Regions from separate parts of the Mus musculus genome. Here region 2 is linked to region 1. A link is a loop called in an ENCODE intact Hi-C map of the cell type or tissue named here. Cell type or tissue: left cerebral cortex. All regions are shown on one strand.

Region 1 (8,000 bases):
TAAAGCTGTAAGTGAAGACCTTGAACTCCAATTATGCCCTAAATACAAAGGGTTTTATTATGTCTAGTAGACATGAAAAGCCAAGAGACTGTTGTATTGATGTCCGCCTTTGTTTGAGCCTTTGACCCTCTGCCTGCTGACTGTGGACTGGTTCCTGCTTTCTTTGTTGGAAGCTAAGTCTGAAAACCCTGGGAAGATATCCACTTAGTCCACTCTCAGCACGTGCTGCTTCAGAGTCAAGATGGCTGTCTCATTACCAACCTTTTAAATGCTTGAAATAAGTCAAGATTCTTAACACCCTAAAATCTATAATGACTGTACTGTGTTTTCTGGTGTTAGGAAAACTGAAATACAGCCTTCCATAAAATCAGGTTGACATAAAGGGAATCCAAAGGCTGGGTGGTAGTAGTGTAAGCCTTTAATCCCAGCACTGGGGAGGCAGAGGCAGGCAATCTCTGAGATGGAGGACAGCCTGGTCTACAGAATGAATGAATCTCAGGACTACACAGAGAAACCCTATCTCAAAAAGACATGGGGAGCAGGGAACAGTTGGATTGCTCTACTGGAGAGCTGGCTCAGAGGTGAAGGGCGCCAGAGGACTGCAGTCTGCTTCCCAGCACCCACACCGTAGTTCACAGCCATCCATAACTCCAGGGTCAAGAGTTTCAACATCCACACTTGGCTTCCATGAGCACTGTATGCACATGATGTGCATGCACATAAATACCAATATATATAAAATAAGAACGCCTTTCTAAGATACAATTTTAAAATTTCATGTAGGGTCAATGAGATGGCTCAGCAGGTAAAGGAATTTCCACCAACATGAGATCAAGCCCAGGGTTGTGTGATGGAAAGAGGGAACTGACTCCCCCACATTCTTCTCTGACTTGTACATGTGATATGTGCACGCACCCCACACACACATCACAGTAACTAATTTAACATATTTTTGTAAGTTCATGTGCAGGCATCTGGTGATAGGGTTTAGTATGTGTTTAGCTTGAGTTCCTAAGGGTGTGCCTCAGAGGTCAATGTGCTTCACACGTACAGGTCCCTGGGTTCAATCCCTAAACCAAGAAAGAGAAGGAAGGATAGAAGTATGCCCTGGGGTCTCAGTGATGCAGGAGGCTGAGGCAGGAGTTAGCCCTGGAGTTCAGGGGCAACCTAGGCAACGAAGCCAAAGCCCAGCTCCAAAAACAAAACGCCTGTGTTAATCAGACTGCTGCAATCCTGTGAAACTGCTCACTTGGAAGTAGAGTCAGTTGTGAGAGCCTTTGACACAGCCTACTGAGCTAGCCATCTTCCTCTAGATTAGCAGTAACGTCTCTGGCCCAGTAGTATATGAGGCTTTGAAACATTTTGTGTAGACTGTATTCTTCAGGTGCTGTAAGTACCTAATCCTGTGTCAGACTTTTGGAGAGTGCTACATGAGCATTTACTTAGAAAGAGAAAAGGTTATTTTGGCTTGTTTTGTTTTGAAACACTGCTTTTAGGCCTTCAGCAAGGGGGCATATCACGACAGAGCAAAACCTCTCATTCCACAGTCAGAGTAAAAAGAGAGGAAGGGGAAGGGGACGGAATCTCCCTGTTCCTTACCAGGGCACCCACACATGCTTCCCAGTGACCTAAAGGTCCGGACCTTTGAGTTTCTACCACCCTCTAGTAGCTCAAAGAAGAGCCATGCTTTTAACATGTGGCCTCTGGGGAAAAGCAGGGGACAGGTGGGAAGCCCCCTGGCAGTGCTCACCTGCCTGCTGCATGCAGCACCATGTAAGCTGGGGCTTTTTATGTGTACAGTTTTTTAGATTGTTTTTCTTTTTGGTTTTTAGACCTGAGCTGGCCTCTGACTCAAAGTCCTCCTGCCTCAACCCCCCTGTAACTGTGAGCTTTCTCACCCACACATAAATTCCCCAAAATAATGACCCTAGACTTCTATATATGAATAAATGCTGAGGCCCATAGCTTTGGCTCTGTTCCCTGACTGGCCCGTATCTTAATTACCCATTTATTTTATTCTGTATTCTGTTACCTGGCTGGTTACTTGGTCCTCAGTTTCTCATGACTGTCTTTTTCTCTGTCACGGAGCAAATCTTCCTCATGCCTGTCTCTGTCCTATAAATTCAGTCTCTTTGTGCCAGATTCCCAAATTCTAATCCTTCCTAACCCTTCCCCAGCTCAGTGGCCAAAGGTTTTTTTCCTAACAGGTGGAACTTGCGTACATTGCACAAAAGATTCCTCTGCACCTTCTGAGTGCTGAGATTGCAGGCTCGTGCCATCACACCTGCAGCGTTATCTTCACAGTTGAAGGAGTTTGGGTGTGATCGATGTGTGGGTGCCCTGGAAGGGGACAGTGGCCTTCCTCTTCCTTTCTGTTTACCCTGATCATGGAATGAGAGGTTTTGCTCTGGCCGTGATGAAGACCTAAACACCAACTTCTCTCCAAAACACAAGCCAAAATAAGACAAGTCATGAGTATGGCCATACATACACTATATGTTCAGGGCTCTTAGAGAGCTACAGGAACCTGTTGCAAGGGTGGCGATCACAGGACCAGCAGGAAGTGAGTCAGGTTTAATACTTGGAATGTCCACCACCAGGTAGGACATCAGGGCTGGCTTTTAGTGTCAGAGTTAGGAAGTCTGTTGTCCGGGGGTTTGCTATAGGAGGGGACGCCATCCCTAAGGAGACTTACACTTCATTCCCTGCTGCCCTCCAGGATGCAGAAAGCGATCAGCAAGCTAAGCCGACTCCTGAAGCCTGGAGGGGTGATGCTTCTTCGAGACTATGGCCGCTATGACATGGCTCAACTTCGGTTTAAGAAAGGTATGTGAGGGTCTGGAGAGATGAGTCAGGGCTACGAGTCCTGGCTGTCCTTGGGGAGAACCCAGATTCAGTTTCCAGCATGCACATGAGGTCTTAGCCGTCGGTGACTCCAGTTCTAGGGGACCTGGTGCCCTCTTCTGACCTAAACAGACACTGGGCGTGCATGAGGTACAGATACATACATGTAAGCAAAATACAAAAAAAAATTAAAAATATATAAAGATGTGGCCAGGCAAAGTAGCATATGACTTTTTTATCAGCACTCGGAGGCAGAGGCTGAGCTCTGTGAGTTCAAGCCTGGTGGTTTACATAGTAAATTCCAGGTCAACTGGGAGTTTAGCTCAGAGTGGCACACTTCCAAGCATGTGCAGTGCTCTCAGCACTAAAGTCAAGTCAGATGGCAGGGTGAGAAGACATCTTCGGTGTTCACAGCAGGTGAAGTCTTTCTTGATGTTTGTGTTTATCATAGTGCTGTCAGGAACTTGATAAAGAGAAGATCCAGGACCCACCCAAAAAAGCAGCTCAATTTAAATGACCCACAAACACATGTTCATCATTCCTCTCAGCCCCGTTGCCGCCGCTTCAAGCAAGGAGCCACGCGCCTCTGCTTAAGATAAAAAGACAGTTGCCTCTGGCCTTTCTTTTTTTTGTTTTTCGAGACAGGGTTTCTCTGTGTAGTCCTGGCTGTCCTGGTACTCACTCTGTAGACCAGGCTGGCCTCGAACTCAGGAATCCACCTCTGCCTCCCGGGTGCTGGGATTAAAGGCGTGCGCCACCATGCCCGGCTTTTCTCTGGCCTTTCTTAAGCACTCTCATTTTTTTTTAGTTTATCCATCTTGGAAGAAACTCTGCCAGCATAAAGTAGGTATAAACAAAACCTTAGAAGCTAGGATTGCCACACAGTTTGTTCTGGAGAGTTTCTGCTCTGTGTTACTAGGTGAAAAAACCCATGTGTGGATGGATGATCATTTTAAGCCTGGTCGCTTGGATAAAAGTTCACTGGGAAGAAATGCATGTTGTTCCATGTGAACTGTTAGGAACACGTGGGGAAGTTTCACAGGAAAACTGAGTTCTCATGGTGTGTGCTTGGGGACTCGAGCAGCAGCATGGGCCAGTTTAGTTAAGAGTCAGTTTCACTGATCTTGTTTTTCTTTTAACGGAATTTGTAGGCTGAGCGGGTGGTGGTGCCTGGGACTCAGCTCGGATCACGTGTATTATTACATACTGACATTGGCTTTCCCGTGGTGCTGCTCCCTGCTGTTCCTTTGTAGGAAGTTGTGAGTTCCTTTGAAGAATCGCATGTCACCCAAATGAACATCTGATTTTTTTTTTTTGAATTCCCGTTGTTGAGGGGAAAGTGCTTGGTGCAGGTGTACACGGAGAGGTGAGATAGAGTCCCACTCGGTGTCATCGTGCCCTGACACTCTATGCCAGCCCTCCTTGCCTGAGCCTCCTCTACTGGGATTAGAAGTGTGAGCCCCCACAGGTAGCCTGTTGCACATTTGTTAAATGATGGAATTCAAAGTACTTTAAGGATTGGAGAGAAGTCTTAGCAGTTAAGAGCATTTTCTGCTCTAGCATAGGACCTGGGTCCAATTCCAAGCACCCACACTAGACAGCTCACAACTTCCCATAACCCACAATTCCAGGGAATGTGACATCCCAGGACTCCGTGAGCCCTGTGGTTCACATAACTCTCTCAGGCACAAGCTTATACACAGAAGCTTAAAAAATAACAAACCCTTTTTATTGTTGTTGTTGTTTGGTGTCTTAATTAGGGTTTTACTGCTGTGAACAGACACCATGACCAAGGCAAGTCTTATAAGGACAGCCCTTAATTGGAGCTGGCTTACAGGTTCAGAGGTTCAGTACAGTATCATCAAGGCAGGAAGCATGGCAGCATCCAGGCAGGCATGGTGCAGGAGGAGCTGAGAGTTCTACATCTTCATCTTTAAGCTGCTAAAAGACTGGCTTCCAGGCAGCTAGGATAAGGGTCTTAAAGCCCACGCCCACAGTGACACACCCACCTCAAAAAGGCCACACCTCCTAATAGTGCCACACCCTGGGCCAAGCATATACAAACCATCACATTTGATTTAGTTTTTCAAGATGCATTTTTTCTAGAACTCTGTCTGTAGACCAGGCTAGTCTAGAATTCACAGAGATCTGCTTGCCCTGAGTACTGGGATTAAAGGCGTGCACCACCACCACTGCCTGCCATCCATTTTGTTTTTCAAATGTATTAACATATCTGGTTTTGTCGTGTAACTGCAGGTCAGTGTCTATCTGGAAACTTCTATGTGAGAGGTGATGGCACCAGAGTTTACTTCTTCACACAAGGTATGAAAATGGTGATGTATTAGTGCTAAAGGCAGTGTCTACAGGTCAGGTAAATAGTTACCTGCCCTTAAGTCACCTGTCCCTCCAGCCTTTCTCCTCTCATACTGCCCTGAGCTGTCACTTGAGACAACTCTGGCTCATGCTTGTTGTAAATGATATTTGATAACTGTATAAGCTCTTAATATGAACCGTCACTCCCCACCCCACCCCCAGTTAATCAAGACATAGTCCTATGGATTTATTTAATCAGATTAGACAATTCATAATTACTGGACAGTTGCCCCAATCTGTTTTTCTATATGCCAGACTGGCTCATTTGCAGCTAGCCTCCCTAGGTTACTTGTTTGGAGCCTTGGCTGCCATTGTTCCATCAGCCTGTCTTCTGGATGCACTTCTGTCCGCATGATCGTGGTCCATCTCCTCTCTACTCCTCCTCTTCCTCCTCCTCCTCCTTCTCCTTCTCCTCCTCCTCTCTCTCCCTGCCCCCACCCCATCCCCCAGTTCTTGTCCCTGAACCTGCCTCTGTCTCTGTCTCTCTGCCACACTACCTGAAACCACCCAGCCCTGTAGTTGAAGGCCTTCCTACCTCTGTTCTCCCCAGTAATTGGCTGTAGCCACTTTTGTTTAACCAATAGCTTTAAATTGGAGAGCGGGGGGGGGGGGGGGGGGCGGGTGAGGGTGAGGGTGTATGTATACAATGTCATTTGGTGTACGTGAGGATGTGCTCTGCTCTAAATCAGCTGCTTTTCCTCTCACTTCTGTCTCTTTGTCCAAAGTGGGAACTTGCCCTTTTGGCAAGTCTCAGCCTCCAGCCTCGTCTGATTTGCCCTTTGCAGCAGCCTGTGCTTCAGGTGCAGCTGTGTCCAGGTGAGGCGCGACCTGGACCATCTCTGCCATCAGCCCTGTCCACAGGCTCCTTCCACCAGTGCTTTAAGAGAACTGGTGGGCCCTTTATTGAGTCATATACTTAAGACGTTGTCTATGTAGCATTGAAAGTTGTCCTGTGGGCTGGTGAGATGGCTCATCAGTTAAGAGCACCGATTGCTCTCCCGAAGGTTCTGAGTTCAAATCCCATCAACCACATGGTGGCTCACAACCACCTGTAATAAGATCTGATGCCCTCTTCTGGGGTGTCTGAAGACAGCTACAGTGTACTTACAGATAATAAATAAATAAATCTTAAAAAAAAAAAACAAAGAAAGTTGTCCTGTAAGACATTGTGTTGACATACTCATCTGTCGGCTTGGGAGAATAGTTTTTGGTTTGGGAATTATTGCTTTGTTTGAAGCCAAGTCTCTCTGTGTAGCCCAAGCCAGCCATGAACCCTATCCCTATCCTGCTATCCCTTGCCAACTGCTAGTGTTATATATAGGCTTCCCTTCACCCTTATTGTGTCGTTTGTTTGTTTGTTTGTTTGTTTGTTTGATTGATTGATTGATTGATTGATTGATTGATTTTGGGGGTGGTATGTGAATTTCTATCTTCTGGTTTTTTGGTTGGTTGGTAGGTTTGTTTTGATATTTTGGTGCCCAAACCTGGACCTGTCATTGTCAAACTGTCACTACATCAGTATTCAATGCTAATAGGCCTCTTAAAAAGCACAGTGACTTAGGAGGCAGAGGCAGGTGGATTTCTGAATTTGAGGCTACCACAGAGAAACCCTGTCTCGAAAAAAAAAAAAGGCACAGTGTCGAGGCTCCACTTCACATGGAGAGTCGCTAGCAGAGCACCCTCTCTCCAGAGCAGCCTCTGTAACGCTGGCTCTTTTCACACCAGGTGAGCTGGATACGCTCTTCACCGCTGCTGGCCTGGAGAAGGTGCAGAACCTGGTGGATCGCCGCTTGCAGGTGAATCGAGGGAAACAGCTGACCATGTACCGCGTCTGGATTCAGTGCAAATACAGCAAGCCTCTAGCACTCCGCTCCAGCCAACATGTGCCCATTCCCCACGCCACAGAAAGTTCTTCACATTCGGGGCTTTTGTAAGAAGACATCTGTAGACAGCGGCTTGTTGATGATGGACAGTCTGGGGATTCAAGGAGCTCTAACTTTGAGCCTAAGAACAACTACTTTCCGGTTTTTAGCCAGGTGCAATGACACATGCCTTTAAACCCAGCACTCAGGAGGCAGAGGCAGACAGATCTCTGAGTTTGATGACAGCCAGTGATACACAGAGAAATCCTGTCTCCAAAAGCAAACCAAAAAAGTGTGGTTTTATTTCTAAAGCCCATTAATGCGTATTTTCTGGAGTTCGTTTTATTAATATCATTGGTCGAGGCAATGCCCTGGTGAATGTGGGGAGTTCAAAGGGCAACTTGCAGGAGTCAGTTCTCTCCTACAGGCTGGTCCTAGAATTCAGACTCAGGCTTGACAGCAAACACCTTGAGCTTTTTGACTGCCCTCAAATTTTTTAATGACTAGAGTTTTATATAAAACTCATTCTGTGACCAAAAATGACCTTGAAGTTTAGATCCTCTTGCCATCATATTGCAAGATGATGATGGTCCACACCTTTAATCCTAGCACTCAGAAGCCAGAGACAGGCGATCTCTGAGTTCAGGGCCTGCCTAGTCTACAGAGTGAGTTCCAGGACACCCAGGGCTACACAGACAAAAAAAGAAAAATAAGAAAGGAAAAAGAATGCTAACACATTTGAGAGTTAAGAATTTAAAATCCAAGCCTGGCCAAGTGTGGTGGCTCACAGCAGAAATCCCTGCGGGTAAAAAGCTGAGTTAGGCCGGGCGTGGTAGCGCACGCCTTTGATCCCAGCACTCAGGAGGCAGAGGCAGGCAGATTTCTGAGTTCGAGGCCAGCCTGGTCTACAAAGTGAGTTCC
Region 2 (8,000 bases), 620 kb before region 1:
ACATAATTTAAGGAAAAAAATGGATGGCCAAATGTTATCCCTTAAAATCCAAATATACTCACTATGGCATATATGTGCTCCCTCACACAGAATCTGTTTTGTTTTTTCTGAAGATCAAGTGTCCCGTTTTGTTGTCTGGACAGGCCTTCCAAGAACTGAGGTTACAATCATGAATCACCAAGCATGACTTTTTTGCATGTGTGAGGTGAGTCTTCTCTGAGACAATCTCATGAAGCCCAGAGTTAGTATCAAATTTGCTGTGCAGTAAAGAGTAACTGAACTCTTGTGTAATTGTATCTTATGACGCTTTGTGAAAATGACAAAATTACCTAACAACACACTTGTCAGAATATATCATTAAGTGATACAGGACTAGATTTGTTCTGATGATCAAAAGCTATGCTGGGGTCAAGGATGTTAACTCAGAGTTAAGGATTATGTGCCTAGCATACCCTTAGTACTGGGTTCCAGACCAGCACTGCACCCAAAAATTAAACAAGTAAAAGCTAAATGACTATATAAACAAATTACTGGTAGCATACCTCTGGTGAATTCTTATCCATGTCTGTTAAATCTTTTGAAAGAACTGAAAGAGCAACGTCTTTCTGAAGATGCCAGAGTGTTGTAGAGTAGATCTCCATTCCTTCAACTCTGAAACTCTCAATCCTTCTAACCTCTGAGAATATTCTTTCAGCCTAAAATTAAAGCACAAGTAAGTGAAAGTGTCCGTACAGGCTGGTGCAGTGCCGCTACTGTCTTCCCAGGACTGAATGTCTGCTATAATTATGAGAGTGAGAAACAAGAGAAATCGTTGTGAGATTTCAAATACGGAGGCAATCATACTTCAGTTAGCCTAGGTCCTGCATTTTAACTAGGTTTAAAGACATAAAGCCTGGGGCTGGAGAGATGGCTTAGTGGTTAAGAGCACTGACTGCTCTCCCAAAGGTCTTGAGTTCAATTCCCAGCAACCACATGGTGGCTCACAACCATCTGTAATGTGATCTGATGCCCTCTTCTTGTGTGTCTGAAGAGAGTGACAGTGTACTCGTTCGTATACATGAAATAAATAATTCTTTAAAAAACAAACAAACAAAAAAAAGGCATGAAGCCTGAAAAGAAATTTCTATTTAAAAAAAAAAAAGACAAAGATGGGGATGGAGCAACCGGATAAAGAATACTGGCTGCCTTGTAGAGGACCTGGCATTGGTTGGCAGCTTATAACTACCTAGAACTGCAGTTCCAGGGAATCCAATGTCCTCTCTGGTATCAGGTGCATGTGTGGTACACATACATACATGCAAACACTTACATAAGGTATAATTGTGAAAAGAGAGAGAGAGAGAGGGAGGGAGGGACAAGGGGAGGGGGAGGGAGAGAAAGAAAGAAAGAAAATGAAATTACTCAAAAGCTTAGCTGAAACTTTTAGAGGCTAAAAAGGTGAATGGCTGCCAACTGTATGGCACACTGAATAATGAACAGCACCAAGCACCATGCTGCTGGATGGACAGTACCCACTAACCCTTTCTATGCCTCCCCCCCCAGGTCACTTTTTTCTCTCTGAAAATATTTACAGTTTCTAGAACTGTGTTTCTTATAAACTCTATAAAAACTTCACATTTTTGTGTCACCTAGTTTTGACACCTTAGTAAGTTCAAAATGTTCAAAGTTGTAGTTCAGAATAAGGAATGTTTGGGTTGTATTTAATGAAGATGACAGAAACTAAGGGAAGAACTGTTATTTGCTTTTATGTATGTGGGTACCTGAGAGGCCAGAAGAGCCCATCAAAGCCCTGGAGATTGAGTTACAGACTACCGTGACCCAACTGGGTGCTGACAACGGGACCTCAAGTACAGCAAGTGCTGTTAGCTGCTGAGTTACCTCCAGCCCCGGGAAAGGACATTTACAAAGCCCCAAACACAGTGATCTGCCATGTAGAATCAGTCCGCTGTTTTATAAGCCCCTCAAATCTCTTTAAAAGTTGTGAGTGCTTCTAAAAGAAATAGGTTATATAACAAAGAAATTAGAGACACAAATACCTTTTGGCTTCAAAAATTTCAGAAGCTATAAAATCAATTATCAGCTAGGACTGAATTCAAAGTAACAGGCCTAGCAAGCTAAGGCCAGCCTGGGCCATGTAGTGAACTCAAGGTGGGCCAGGACTACATAGCAGGAACTTGTTTCCAGGATAAAATAAAAAGCCTGGTGGTGGCAACACGTGTGTTTAGTCCCAGCACTTGGGAGGCAGAGGCAGAGGCAGGGGGATCTTTGAGTATAAGGCCACCTAAGGTTAAACAGAAAAACCTTTCTCAATCCCCCCACCAAACACAAATAAAACAAAAACCCTAAAACCCCCCCAAAAAACCAAACTAAACTCCACAAGTGATTATGACCTATGAGAACAAAAAAGAAACCAATGAATTAAGTTGAATGACTGATGATAGAGCTCCCTCTCAGTTGGAAAGGTTGGCTTAGAATGTATGGAGCCCTGGATTCAACTCCTCCACGGGTTCATAAATCAGGGATGGTAGCAGACACCTGTAATCCCACAATCTAAGAGGGAAGGGAAGAGAATCAGGAGTTTGAGTAATCCTGTCTTAGAGTTCAAGGACAGCCTGCCTGCATGAGACCCTATCTCAAAAACAAAACCATCCAGGTATGGTGGTGTATGCCTTTAATCCCAGCATTAGGGAGATGAGCCTGGTCTATATAGCAGGTTCCAGGCCAGCCAGAGCTACCAGGTGAAAAGAAAAAATAAAGAACCTTGTTATTAGGACATTGTATCTTCAATATATTCCTCTTCATAGCCTTAAGTTTATAAAGCACACTAAATTCAGATCAGCGCATAATTCTTTTTTTTTTTAAGATTTATTTATTTATTATATGTGAGTACACTGTGGCTGTCTTCAGACACTCCGGAAGAGGGTGTCAGATCTCGTTACAGATGGTTGTGAGCCACCATGTGGTTGCTGGGATTTGAACTCAGGACCTTCGGAAGAGCAGTCGGTGCTCTTAACCACTGAGCCATCTCACCAGCCCGCAGTGTATAATTCTGTACACAACTGTAGAAAGAATTTGTATTAACTTGATCCTCTAAAATCCTTTTCAAGAAAGCCTACTAAGTTTAAATTATCTCAATATAAGAAATAATTTTATTTATAACTCTGAAAGAAAAAATAGAACCTCAACTGAGGAAACACCTCCGGAAGATCCTCTGAATGTCTGAATGGCATTTTCATAATTAGTGATCGATAGGGGAGAGCCCAGCCCATTGTGAGCAGTACCATCCGTGAGTTGGTAGTCCTGGGTTCTGTAAGAAAACAGGCTGAGCACGAGGATCAAGCCAGTAAGCAGCATCCCTCCTCCGCATCAGCTCCTGCCTCCAGGTTCCTGCCTTATCTGAGTTCCTGATCACTGCTTTTATTTATTTATTTTTTTAAGATTTACTTATTTTATGTATATAAGTACACTCTTGCTGTCTTCAGACACACCAGAAGAGGGCATCGGTGCATGAGTGCTGGGAATTGAACTCAGGACCTCTAGAAGAGCAGCCAGTGCTCTTAACCGCTGAGCTGAGCCATCTCTCCAGGACTCTCACTACTTTTGATGATGAATTGTGAGCAACATAAAGCCTTTCTTTCCTCCCCAGCTTGCTTCTGGTTGTGGTGTTTCACCACAGCAATAGTAATCCTAACTAAGACAATTATACATACTAGGAAAATAATTATATAAACATTATATAATAAATTAGTAAATATTAGCCTTTATGATCCAGCCTTAAGCATGAAAGTTAAATTAATTCTAGAAGGATATATGTATCTTTGTATACTTACCTGCATGTATTCTGAAAGTTCAAAATAAGCCCGTCCAATCTGGCATAGGACCCAACCAGTACTGTAGTGATGAGAAGGTAGATGGCTCAAAATATTGATAGCTTCTTTGCAGTTGTATGAACACAAAGCTAAATAACCTTTTCCCATTTCACGAAGAAGGCTCATCAAACCTTCTAGGAGAAAACAACATGATAAACAAAGGAGAAATACATACAAGTTTGGTTTTCTAAAACTGCTAACTACAAATTATTCCTTTTTAAAAAATTCCAGTATTTGGGCTGACAAGATTGCTTTGTAGTTAGAGGTTCTTGCCTGAAGACCTGCGCTTGATCCCTGAGATCCCACATAATGTTCATACACATGCTCACTCTTTCTCTCCAAATGAAATAAAATAAAATGTAATTAAGTTAAAAAATTTATTTAAGGGGGCTCAGTTGTTAAAAGCATTTTTTGTCCAGTTCCCAGTATTACATGGCAGCTCACAACCATCTACAATTCCTGTTCCATGGGATTCATGCTCTACTTGGACTTCTTTGAGGATAAGCATATCCATAGAAATAGGTAAAAGACAAATTTTAAAACATAAAAATATCCATTAAAACAATTTTTAATGCCAGTATTAATCTAAAAACAATAAAGGCATGAAGAAACGTAATCAAAGAAAGTATAAAATAAAAGTAGAAACACAGGAAGTACAGTAAGCATTTACAAACAGACCTGCTGCTGCCTTTTGTAGGTTAAATGCCTGGATCTGAGGTGTGACTGTGGTTATTTTCCCTTCTGAAATGATAGAGGAGTCCAGTTTTGTAATTTCCAGACTATCGTTTATGCTGGGCTGAGTTAGTCCTCCTTTATTAGTTTTACTTTTTGTTTTTCTGTTAGGGATTTTAGGTGGAAACTTCATTTTTAACTTTTTGCTATTCTCCTGTAAAAAGGAATAAAATTCCACGCTTATCATACTCGTTCTTCTAGATGTCTCCATTAACATTTCCTACAAGTACTACACAGAAAAGAAATGCATAGTCCTCATTAGTCTTTTTGTTTTTCTCATCAGAAATTTTATAAAAACAAGTCTTCAAAACCAATTTTTTTGCTTATTTTTTGTTTTGAGACAGGGTCTTACTTTTTGGCCTGGAACTTGAAGCAATCTTGCTTTACCCTCCCAAATCTTGGAATTACAGGAATGAACCAGCATGCCAAGAGTCACTGCATTGCCCAACTAATAGTGACTGAGGTCAGTCTGTACTAAGGGCAGATCTTTTCTGAAAGTGTATCACATTCTCATTTATTACTTAAAAATAAGACAACGCAATACTAATTATATCAAAGCACTACCATCACATTATATCAAAGCACAAAATCACTCAAAGGTAACTAATTATTCATGTCAGTCAGCAGATCAAGACAAAAAAGGTCCCCCCTCACATCTTTGCTTTTTAACTTTAAAAACATTATTCTAGAAAGATAGTAACAAGACCAAATGCCCACTCATTCTTTCCTCAGTGATAAGATATAAAGCACAAACCCCATAGACATTTCCCAGTTTTAAATGAATTCTTTTGCATGTGTATATATGAGCTATGTAATTTACCAAAGGCATTTGTGCAACCAACCATAACAGTTATGAGACAGAATTATTCTTCTAGAACTAAGAAATCCTTTTGTACTACATTTAAATTGTTGCATCTTTCCTCCAGTCTACTTCCTGAAAAAAGCCACTAACATTTTTAATCATTTTAAATGATTTGGTCATTTCAAGACTGACCTATTTACCAATGACCAAGGAGAATCACAAAAATTATAGCTAGGTTCTCCAAATAAATTATTTAGTTCAGCGTGGTGGTGCATCCCTGTAATCCCAGAACCCCAGAAGGTAAGGAAGGCAGGAAGATGGCAATGTTCAGACCAGCATGATGTATATAATGAGCTCTCTAAAAAAATTAAAACAAAACCCTTTATTTATTTGAGATGAAGTTATGAATGAATAGAAATTTCAAAAAAAAAAAAAAAAAGAAATTTCAGCATAGGAAGTTTTAAATAAATAGGCAGAAATCTTTACCTTGGTTGTAGAACTGTCACTAGTGAAAAGGCGGGAACTTCTCCGAGGCAATGCGTTTGGGGGAGATGTGATAGTGGGGCTCAATACCTGAGGTGTTGTACTAAAAAAACAAAAACTTTTTTTTAACATTTGGCTTATGACCATTGCCTATTTTCTTAATTCTGCTTTACTGAAATATGCATTCATCATAAATACTCTAAAACTGGTCTTTTGGTTAGTTTCTTTGGGTCTCTATGAAGACTTAGGATTTAAAACCTTTCCAGGCTAGAGGGACAAGTTGCCTGGGTAAGAGGACTTGATGCTCTCCCAGAGGGCTCAAGCTTTGTTCCTAGTGTCCATGTTAGGTGGCTCATAACGGCCACTAAGTCTAGTTCCAGGCGATGCTGCTATCTTTTTTGGTCTGAGTGTACTTGCAAGTACTAGCATGAACATCACACACACACACCCACCCACCACAATAACAACATATATAGGCAATTGTCTAGAGCACACGTTGGCAACTACAAAATGTTAAATAAAAAAGTTGGACATGAATCACTTAAATGTGGTACCTGTCAATAAACAATAAATATTACAAAACTAAACAAAATTACTAGAATAAACAAATTCAATTATAAACTAATAATTAAAGGTTTATTCTACTTAGACGATACCATGATCATTACTTGCGCACAAATTTACTTGAAATGCAAACCATAAGAATTCTACTTTAAAATTTTATTTTCATGGCTATGAATGTTTTGCCTACATGAGTGTACCACAAGCAAGCCTAGTGCCTATAGAAGCCAGAAAAGAGCACTGTATCCCCTGGAATTACAGATACAGTTACAGGCTATGGTGAACCACCATGTGGGTGCTGGAAACTGAATGGCGGTCCTCTACAAGAGCAGAAAGTCCTCTAAACTGCTAAGCCATTGGTCTGTCCCAAATGTAACTTTTTTTTTTTTTAAATAAAAGGTCTTACTATATATCCCTTTTTGGCCTGGAGTTCTCTATGTTCTAATATGACCTTGAACCCAAAAATCTGTCTGTCTCTGTCTCCTGAGTGCTGGAATTAAAGGTGCATGCCACCACGCTTAGCTAAGAGTTAATTCCATTTTTAAGATTTGGTTTATTTAATCTAGTGACAGGATCTAACTATGTAACTCTGGCTGTCCTGGAACTCATTATATAGTGCAAGCTGTCCGTGAACTCAGAGATTTGCTTGCGACTGTCTACCAAGTGCTGAGATTAAAGGTGTGTACTTCTACACCAAGATTTATTTTATTTTATGAATATGTACAAGTGCCTCCATATATATATGTGCACCACAGGTAGCTAGAAGAGGGCATCAGTCCTTAAAACTGCAGTTACAGGCAGTTGTAAGTCACCCAAAGTGGGTGCTGGGAAGTGAAGCCAGGTCCTTTGCAAGAATAGCAAGTGTTAACCACTGGGCCATCTCTCCAGCACCAAGAATTCTATTCTTAGAATGCAATTCAACTTAGTTGGGCGTGGTAGTAATAATGCCTGCAATCCCTATACCAAGGGAAGTCGAGACAGACAGATGGTTCTCAAGTCATGGACAATCTAAAATAAATACCTTGTCTCAAAAACAGAATAGAACAAACAGAAAACATAGTAAATTTAAACCTTAAAATGATCTAATTAAGACTTGGGTAAGGGGTATTACGAGACCCTGTTTCAAACAGAAAACAAGAAGAGTCAGCAATGAATGGGTCTGAGATGGCAGGGTGCCTCCTCAGTATTCACAAAGCTCTAGATTTGAACTCTAGGTTTGAACTTGGTTATGTTGCACTGATTGTAATCCCAGCTCTTTGGAGGTGGAGGCAGGTGGATTAGTAGTTTAAGGTCATTCTCAAGATACATAGCAAGTTTGCAGCCATCCTAGGATACATGATACCCTATATAAAAGGGGGACGGCAGGAAGCTCATAGACTAAATTCTTCATAAAGAATGGGTAATTCTACTAGTTATCCATCTTGGTTTCTGAACACTTGGCAAAGCAACCTCAGAGACAAAGAATTTTATTTTAGGTCACAAGTAGATTATGGTGGGGTTAGGAGATGTCATAGCAGCATAAGCTCTAGAACGCTAGCCACTTGGCATTCATA

The links. Hi-C counts contacts between places; a loop is a spot of excess contacts. Peaks named below come from ENCODE experiments on the same cell type or tissue, not always from the same donor. Only the 100,000 strongest peaks of a DNase experiment are listed, where the experiment ranks them.
Region 2: a loop joins it to region 1, with 5 times the contacts of the local background. A loop is called at or near these places in 2 of 42 quality-filtered maps.

What each region holds. Positions count from the first base shown.
Region 1 is chr11:105,132,619-105,140,618 of GRCm38, forward strand. Mettl2 (methyltransferase like 2) reads left to right here. Exons shown (of 9, transcript NM_172567.3): 7 at 2,720-2,826; 8 at 5,101-5,166; 9 at 6,943-8,000. The coding sequence ends at 7,151. Among named protein-coding and RNA genes, the nearest start is that of Mettl2, 10 kb to the left of the region's middle. In left cerebral cortex, no CTCF peak of the experiment used is centred here; no DNase peak of the experiment used is centred here.
Region 2 is chr11:104,516,834-104,524,833 of GRCm38, forward strand. It overlaps Cdc27 (cell division cycle 27), which reads right to left. Exons shown (of 19, transcript NM_145436.2): 10 at 5,890-5,989; 11 at 4,548-4,755; 12 at 3,831-4,003; 13 at 543-695. Among named protein-coding and RNA genes, the nearest start is that of Cdc27, 30 kb to the right of the region's middle. In left cerebral cortex, a CTCF peak has its summit at 3,481 (motif pointing right); no DNase peak of the experiment used is centred here.